Regions from separate parts of the Mus musculus genome. Here region 2 is linked to region 1. The links are chromatin contacts, found by Hi-C or POLR2A ChIA-PET in ENCODE. All regions are on one chromosome and are shown on one strand. The core of a region is the stretch at or near the end of the contact, and the rest is flanking DNA. Distances in the headings are between cores, read along the strand shown.

What was found. A loop is a pair of places that touch in the nucleus more often than their neighbours do. ChIA-PET counts read pairs that join two places held with the same protein, here RNA polymerase II (POLR2A).
Region 2: a loop to region 1 is called in a map of T-helper 2 cell, with 5 times the contacts of the local background. The contact joins the promoter of Chek1 here to the promoter of Hyls1 in region 1. A Hi-C loop is called at or near these places in 1 of 37 maps with a recorded cell type or tissue (T-helper 2 cell). POLR2A ChIA-PET finds 5 or more read pairs at or near these places in 1 of 5 experiments (Patski).

The regions. Positions count from the first base shown.
Region 1 is chr9:35,567,447-35,571,719 of GRCm38, forward strand. Hyls1 (HYLS1, centriolar and ciliogenesis associated) reads right to left here and starts at 2,623. Exons shown (of 4, transcript NM_029762.1): 1 at 2,431-2,623; 2 at 1,009-1,059.
Region 2 is chr9:36,724,237-36,728,316 of GRCm38, forward strand. It overlaps Chek1 (checkpoint kinase 1), which reads right to left and starts at 2,422. Exons shown (of 13, transcript NM_007691.5): 1 at 2,327-2,422; 2 at 1,561-1,642. The coding sequence starts at 1,625.

The DNA.
Region 1 (4,273 bases), core at 1,373-3,872:
ACCAAGTTCTGGAAGGTTCAACTTTGCAGAACTTGAGACAGAAGAAAGAAAAAAGTTTTGAGTCTCAAGGTGTGGAGGCAAACACCTATACTCCCAGCCTTTGGGTGGAGACAGAATCTAAGTTCAAAGTTTTCACCACACAGTGACTTGAAGGCCAACCTGGGCTATTAGAAACCCTTTCTCAACAACCACACATGAAAAAGCTTTGAACCCAAGGTGGAAAATACAAGTTTCCTAAAGGGTTGGAAATTAGCAAAATACTTAGTATGGCTGGAAATTGACAAAAAGTTAATTTGGGTAAGCAGTGTGTCACATTCATTATTTTCTAGAACCACAGAGAAATTTTAAAAGAAATTATGTAGGAAAAGTATTACTAATATTTATAAATGCTAATATGTACTGAAGCATACACAATTCTTAACTCATTGCAAAGTAACTTAGCAAAGTAACCTTAGCAAAATAACTTAGGTTTCTACCTTAGTCACCTGTCACTATAGTAGCGTTATGCAGATTTATTAAACAAATAAAACCGAAGTTCAAGACCCAAAACACACCATATCCTGAAACTGCTAACTAAAGGAACATGTAAGAACACACAGTATTTACAGTATTCTGGTGCTGCCTAAATGCTAGGGCTCCTAGCGTTGGAGGATGGTAGAGAATTGAAGATTTCAGGAAAGAGTTCCAGTTTAGAAGATCAAAGAGCATAAGATGGGTGAGTAACTTGTGCAGAAGTGTACAGCACAGTACTAACTTTCACGGCCCAGCAGAGGAGCCAGGAAAGCAGTGACACAAGTCACTTGTCATGGAACAGTCTTAAAAAGGACTGCTTTGTCTTTGAATTTTTAAAATTCTGAAGAGTTTTGTGTGTGTGTGTGTGTGAGTTCAAGTGTTCATGGAGGTCAGGAGAAGGCATCTTTTGAGTCCTTGGAGCTGAAATTCGAGGTATTTGTAAGGCGTCCATTGGGCACTGGGATCCCAACTCTGAGCCTCAGAGCAGTTTCTTACCTTATTTTGTTTTTCCTTGACTGGCTGTATTTGAGTTAACAAAAAGGAAACCTAGAAAAGAAAAACTGACTTTAAGAAACATTCTTATTTAAAAAGTCATTTCTAAAGCACAGTACATTGGGGCAGGAGTGGGGTGGGGGAGCCCTAACTGAAGGGTGTTAGTTACACTCTGGAGTCTATAGAAGCAAGAGTTCAAGGCTGAGGCAAATCCTCTTAAGAGGTTGTCTGGGGATGAATATAAAAGAAAATGGGTTCAGTTAGCTTCTTGGTTGTCATCACAGAAGCAGTCAATGAGAAGCTCCTAAAGGTATTTTTACAAAATTACTTCAGAGAGAGAATATTTATACAAACTCCAAAGTAGGACTGAATGTTAGAAAAATGTAAAGTAGGGAATAAAGCTTACTTCACTTAAAAAGTGGAATTACTTCAAAAGGTTTTGAAGTTTAATTGAGACATGTATATATCTCTTCTGGAGTTGGCCTGGGGTGATTTTAGACTAAAGCCAAGATGATTTTTAATGGCATCCTTACAGTGATAAAGTCCTGTTCCTTTGTGTTCAAATTATGTCCCCTTCATTTTTACACCTCAAATATGTAGATGCTTACAAGTGAAATGCAACTTCTCATGTTTATAGGTTATACTCAGTTCCTTTGCTTACAACGATCTCACAAGCTAAGCCATCTTATATATCGAGGATAAATATGGGTAATAGTGACTAAAATTACCTTTCCCTTAAAAACAAAAAACCCTCAAACAGTTTAATGCTCCAGGATTACCTAGTTACAGTAAAAAGATTCAGGGCTGGGGGGTGGGGTGGGATTTTTAACCCTTTAAATTCCTGTATTTGGCTATAACTGAAATTATGGTGCAATTTAACTTCTAAATTGAATGACAAACTGCTCTCTAGAAAAACTGATTATTACCTCAACACACGCGTTAGAGTGCCTCTATTTTCACTTTCATCAGCACTGCACACTGAAAAAACCTAGCCAACTTGAAAGAAAGGGCACAGTGATATTTTTGTTTGTATTGTATAGTTTTTATACGGGTTTTCTCACTCTTTCTGGGGTAAGATCACCCAGAGGGGTTCCTTCAGTTTTACTTGCTATCCTAAATCCTAAGCAAGCCGGCTGTACACTTGAATCCACGGAAGGTGTAACCCAAACCTGAGGCTACTTCCCTGCTCTTCCAACAATAACACCACCAGTCGCACCATCTGGCCACGGGCGTGCCGTGAGCTCGACTTCCCCAGGGACCCGTCCCCGTTTCCATGCTGGCAGGGAGGGCTCTGTCCACTCGCTTGCCCACCGGGCAAAAGTGGCGCAGGCAAGGTGTACATTACATTGTGACCTGCAGGGGCTTGGGCGGCCTGTGCTCGGGCTGCGAGTTAAAGACGTCCCGAGCAACGCTGCCGAGATTTACCTTGAACGCCAGAACCTGGCAGGGAAGAAAACGCGAATCCACGCGCAGCGGCCGAGGGAAAGAGCGTGGGCTCCGCTGCACCCTGTCCCAGGAAAGGTCCACCGCTCCGGCTCCGTGATCCTCACCAGCCTCGGCCGCCGCTGCCCAGGGTCTAGCAGTCGCGGCTCACCCCGGAACGCTGTTTCCCACTCGCGCAGGCGCACGACACCTCCACGTTCAGCGTAGTCGTTAACGGTCCGCTGTTCAAGTTTAAATCCCGAAGAGAGCCCACGCCTTTGGCTCCGCCCACCATCTCTCTCGTTGGTCCAGAGGCCAGACGTTCTCCACGTCTACATAACGATTGGTGCACATTTTCTCTAAGCCCTCCCCAACCTCGGGCCCGGAAGCGGGGTTTGGGGCGTGGAGCTGAAGTGGGAACCCGCCGGACCGTGGCGCGGAATCTGTTTCTTGGTCGTGTGGGTGTTAGTCTGGCGGTTAGGCAACGGGCTGGCCCTGCTCCGTGCCGCAGCCGCTCTTGGCTGTGGCCGGCGGCGTCGGAGGGTAGCGGAGGGGAGGGTTCTGGGGCGTGGCTGGCCCGGCTCGTGAGTCGGTCTCCACTGCAACCCGCGATAGGACCGCCCGACCAATTCCAGCTGCAGCGGTCCCCGCGGCACGGTATGCACTCTTCCAGAACGCACTATTATTGCCCTCCTTTTCTAGCGTACTGTTAACAAAATAGTATAATAAAAATATTACATGTATGTCTGACGTTTACAATGATTTGTGTACTTACAAAGAAAAAAAAAGGGACCCTAGTGCTTTGGGGACTACTGAGGGTAAGATCGGAAAAGAGGCCCCCATCCCCCGTACTTTAACTTTCTACATCAAATACAAATAGGTGTTTATTTCTTAATATATAGAAAGCTGGGTTGTTAAGATAGCTCTGGGGTTAAGAGCACGGGTTGCTCTTCCATAGGTCCTGAGTTCAATTCCTAGTAATCACATAGTTGCACATGGTTGGCTCATAAAGGGATCTTATGCTCTCTTCTGGGAGCGGGTGTTCATCAGACAGAGCACTCATACGTACCCCCACCCCTCAAATGCTAGAATGCTTAAATCTTCCAAACAATTCTTTTTTTGTTGAGGTTTTTTTTTTTTTTTTTTGCTTTTTGAGACAGGGTTTCTCTGTATATCCCTGGCTGTCCTGGAATTTACTTTGTAGACCAGGCTGGCCTCAAACTCAGAAATCCACCTGCCTCTGCCTCTTATCACTTGCCTACTTAGCTTTTTAATCAGGGCCCTTGCTCTACCTCTGAGGCAGTTAAGAATTTATGAAAACTGAATGACTACCCCTTGATGGACAATGTGACACTACTTTATTACACACATTCTTAGGACAAATATCCTGCTTTCATGTAATGCTTGTATGGAATTTCCTTTAGCATGGAACCTCCAGCTAATGTGTCTTAAGCAAGGTTAGATGATTCATTTTCTTACCTACTTTTGGACATTCAGCTTCATTTCTATACCTCAAAGTTAGGAGCTTGCCATGTAGCCCAGGCTGGCCTTGATGTAGGCAGATGGCAGACTCAGATTTGAGAAACAGAACAAAGGTAGGCAGTAGAGATGAGCTTAAGAGGTAGGTCATGTAGGCCAATGGGAGCAAATCTGACTTTAGCCAAAGAACTATGGAACTGGGTATCTGAAGCAGAATTGGGGCATGCTATGAAATACTCAGGTTTATTCTTGAAATTATTTTCTTTCCTTGAGAATAATGGATTAGAGGAATGCACAATTTTATGTAAAATCTGAATGAGACATAATTGCATATTCGAGGCATAGGTTGTGGTACGTAGGCTAGGAT
Region 2 (4,080 bases), core at 1,172-3,671, 1.2 Mb after region 1:
GAGGCAAGCAGAGCTCTTGGAGTTTGGTGCCAATGAGATATTTATTCTCTCTACAAACAAAACTGAGGGGTGGGGATACCTGAGGGGGGGCCTGGAGAGAAGGCTCAGCATGTAAGAGCACTTGCTTCAGACCTCAGCCGTTTCCAGCACCCACATGGTAGCTCACAATCATTTGTAATTTCCAGTTCTGGGGGAATCCCACACTTCTGGCCCTCTGTGGGCAAACACTCATCCATATTTTAAAAATGCATAAATCTTAAGAAAAAAAGCTTCAAAAAGTTAGATGTAACACACCCCAAACTATTCTTCCTTTCTTCATCAAGGAAAATGAAATGGCCTCTGCTATGTTCTCAGACGCATTGAGACAAATGTGAAGCATTGCCATTAATGCTCCAAGAAAGTCTTGGAAACTTGGAAACCTTGTGCTTGCAAGTTATCTAATAACTGACCATGCTTTGAAAGACAATAGCAAGTCTACAATACATCACATATACACATGATCTAGTAATACAACAGCATTACTTTACACTTATTAATCTCATGCATATATGCCTGAGCCAACTACTGAACACATCTTTAAGGTAAGAACCATTAATTCTATCATCAGATGAAGAAACAAAGGCACATAAAGCTTGCTCAAGAACACAAATACAGCCAGGCGTGGTGGCACATGCCTTTAATCCCAGCACTCGGGAGACAGAGGCAGGCGGATTTCTGAGTTCGAGGCCAGCCTGGTCTACAAAGTGAGCTCCAGGACAGCCAGGGCTATACAGAGAAACCCTGTCTCAAAAAACCAAAAAAAAAAAAAAAAGAACACAAATACAACCAGGATCAGCTGAGTGTGGAGATCTGAAATTAGGCAGGATGCCGCCAGGGTCTTTTCATTATCTCATTTAAAATTCTAAGACACATGATTTGTTAGGAAAACAATTCTTTTATAAAAGAAAATTTTATAAAAGTAAAATTAAAAAAAAAAAAGAAAGAAAAGAAATTGGACCGTCAAGCACAGGCTTGTCATACCTACCTGGGAGGCTACAGTGTACAAGTTCAAGGCCAACCTAGGCAATTTAACAAGATTTTGATCTGAACAAAAACAAATGTAAGAAGAAATTTGGTGTTTTACAGGCCTAGAAATGTAGCTCATGGCAGAGCATAAGCCCAGCATGAGTGATGCACTAGGTTCAATGTCTACCATCACAAAAGAGGAGGAACAGGTGTGGATGTGCTTCACTCACTCAGAGCCTTGATGTACAAATGCGAATATCCATGCTCTTTGCCACTTGAAATAAAGGACTTTTTTTAAAGTGTGTACTCAGACAACAGGTGGAAAACTAAAGCAAACAAACAGGTAATATTTAAATTAGGAAGACCATGGTAATGGCCAGGCAGGTTAAGCCTCTTGCTGTCAGGCCTAATGATCCCTCCAAACCTTCAACAGAACCAGCTCCTGCAAGTTGTCTTCTGACCTCCACAGGTGCACGCACCATAGCACGACAGACAGACAGACAGACAGACAGACACACACTGCAATAAAAAATTAAAATGAGGACTCAAACTTACTCTCCATAGGCACCTTCTCCCAAAGTTTGCACCAAATCCCAGTCTTCCACAAAAGGCACTGCCATGACTCCAAGCACAGCGACTGTAAAATGCAGGATCCCAGAAAATACTGGGGATGAGTGTAAACTCTCATCACCTGTAATGCCACTGAGCCATGTCTCCTGCTATGATTCCGCACGACTTTCTTTTCATCTTACATCTGAACCATATTTACCCACGTCATAATACTGAACTTGAACATTTTGTCCTGTTTATCACAAATCCTGTTTCCACGTTTGTCCTCCGTCCGCCTTTATGCAAAACTGAGCACTTGCTTGGCTCCAGGGTTGCAAGACAAGAGCTTTCGGGTGAATGATCCGGAAAGGGAGTTGCGGGCAGGTCAGGGTGCGGGGGTGGGGAGCAGCTGGGTGTAACTACGGTAATTACTGCCAGAGCAGCCCCTCCTCCCACCCGCTCACTTCCAATTCCCACCCCAACGGCACGTGTCCCCAGCACCGGGAGGGAACAGGGCGGGGCCAAGCCGCGGAGAGAAGCGGGAGGCAGGGACCCCTAGAGCCGGGAAAGCATGCGAACCCCGGAGCCTTACAATCGCTCTGGTCCCTTTATGCTGGAGAGCCACGGGCCACCCGCTCCAGCCCGGGCTCCGGGCGGCCCTCCCACCTCTCTGCTAGTCTGGACCACTCCCTCCCCGCGCCCGTCCACACTAAACAAGCCCTCTGGGTCCTTTGCTGGAGTTCTTTCCCACTGTTCAGGACGCCCTTCTCACCAAGCAGTCCTTTGCCAGCTGCCACAGGAATCCAAATGCACAGCTTTTCCCGCCAAAACCTGCTTGCGTCATGCTGTCGCAAAAGCGCACACCTCTGCCGTAAAGCGGGCCGGCGCGCGTTGTCCTATCCCAGGCTCTGCAGAGGAGCGACTTCAGTAGACCGACCGCGCAAGGACCCTTCCTTCTAATACTGGCTGAAATTCTGATGTGGCCGTAGTTAAGACACAAGCTGACCAGATTTGGTATTGACGACTGCTTTGGTGAGAACTGATCTCTGAGTCCGAATGAAATGGAAATGGCACGGGGCGTGTGCCACGCCTTACGTTGCTCCACAGAGGCACCGAAGCCTCCATCCAGACTGCGCCACCAGTTGGGCCAAGAACCCAGGTTCCCTGCCACTCAGAGCCTGCAAAGGCTGCACCGTTAAGTACGTAAACCGACCTGCTCTTGACCTCGGAGCCCCAGGGAGGAAGGCTCAAACTAAGCGACACAGAGTGCTCTGTAAACTCAATTGTGCCCCCCTTAGTATTCGAATTGAGAAGCTAGCAACTGCTGCTGGAATTCTGAAAAAAAAAAAAAAAAAAAACGAAGGAAAGCAAGTGTGGTGGTGCATGCTTGTAGACCTAGAACTTGGGAAGCGTAAGCAAGAAGATCTTGAGTTCAAGGCAATCCGAGTTATACAGGGTTAGTCTTACCAAAAAAAAAAAAAAAAAAACGAAGGGGAAAAAAAACCACATCGCCGCGGATGTGTGAGGGGAAAGTGCAGTGAGAGTCACCAATATTGCCTGAACAGGAGGCTCCAGAACCAGTTAAATCTTTTTTTTTTTTTTGGGGGGGGGGGGACACACGACTATTTGCCTGTACTAGCTTTCTTAAACAAGCACGGTGGCCCACCACACTATAGAGATAAAGCAGGAGATACCCAACCAAGATGCTCGCTTTCAAGAAAAAACAAACAGCAAAGTAGACTTAATGGTGACTCATCTATAACCTCAGTCTAGGGAGGTTGAGCCAGGGAAAGTGATTCAGGTTGGTCAGCCTGAGCCAAGGGTGTGTGAGTGTGTGTGATCTTATCTAAAAAAAAAAAAGGAGGTGGGTTGGGGAGCACAATCAATATTCCTTAACTAGGCTAGACTTATGGCATAATGGTAGAATGCCTGCCAAGCATACAAAAGTCTCATAATAGAGAAATGTCAATTCTAAGAAAAGGGACTTGGATACAAAAAATAAGGAAACAATGAAACCATGTGCTGGCTAGTCAAGTGCATTGCCTCTGAGCTACATCTCCAACTCCATGAAATCTAACCTGGAAATGTTTAAACTTAAACCATGTTATCAGTTTAGGGTTCGTGTAATTAAAAACAAGCTATTAGATTATTTCCATTTCTTTGTGATTTCCTGTGTATATTCTGAAATCTACAAGAGGTTGATTTAGTCTTTTTTTTTTTTTTTTTTTTTTGGTTTTTTGAGACAGGGTTTCTCTGTGTAGCCCTGGCTGTCCTGGAACTCACTCTGTAGACCGGCTGGCCTCGAACTCAGAAATTCACCTGCCTCTGCCTCCCAAGTGCTCTTAAATGGAATCTAGGTTCCTCTAGTCTTAAATGGAATCAATGTCTTATTTCCTGGAAAAGACACAGTATCAGAGTTCTGACTTGGAGAAGAGTGTGTATATGTGTGTGTGTGTGTGTGTGTGTGTGTGTGTGTGTTTATGTGTTTGTGTGTACACCTATACCAACAACAGGGAGGTGAATGTA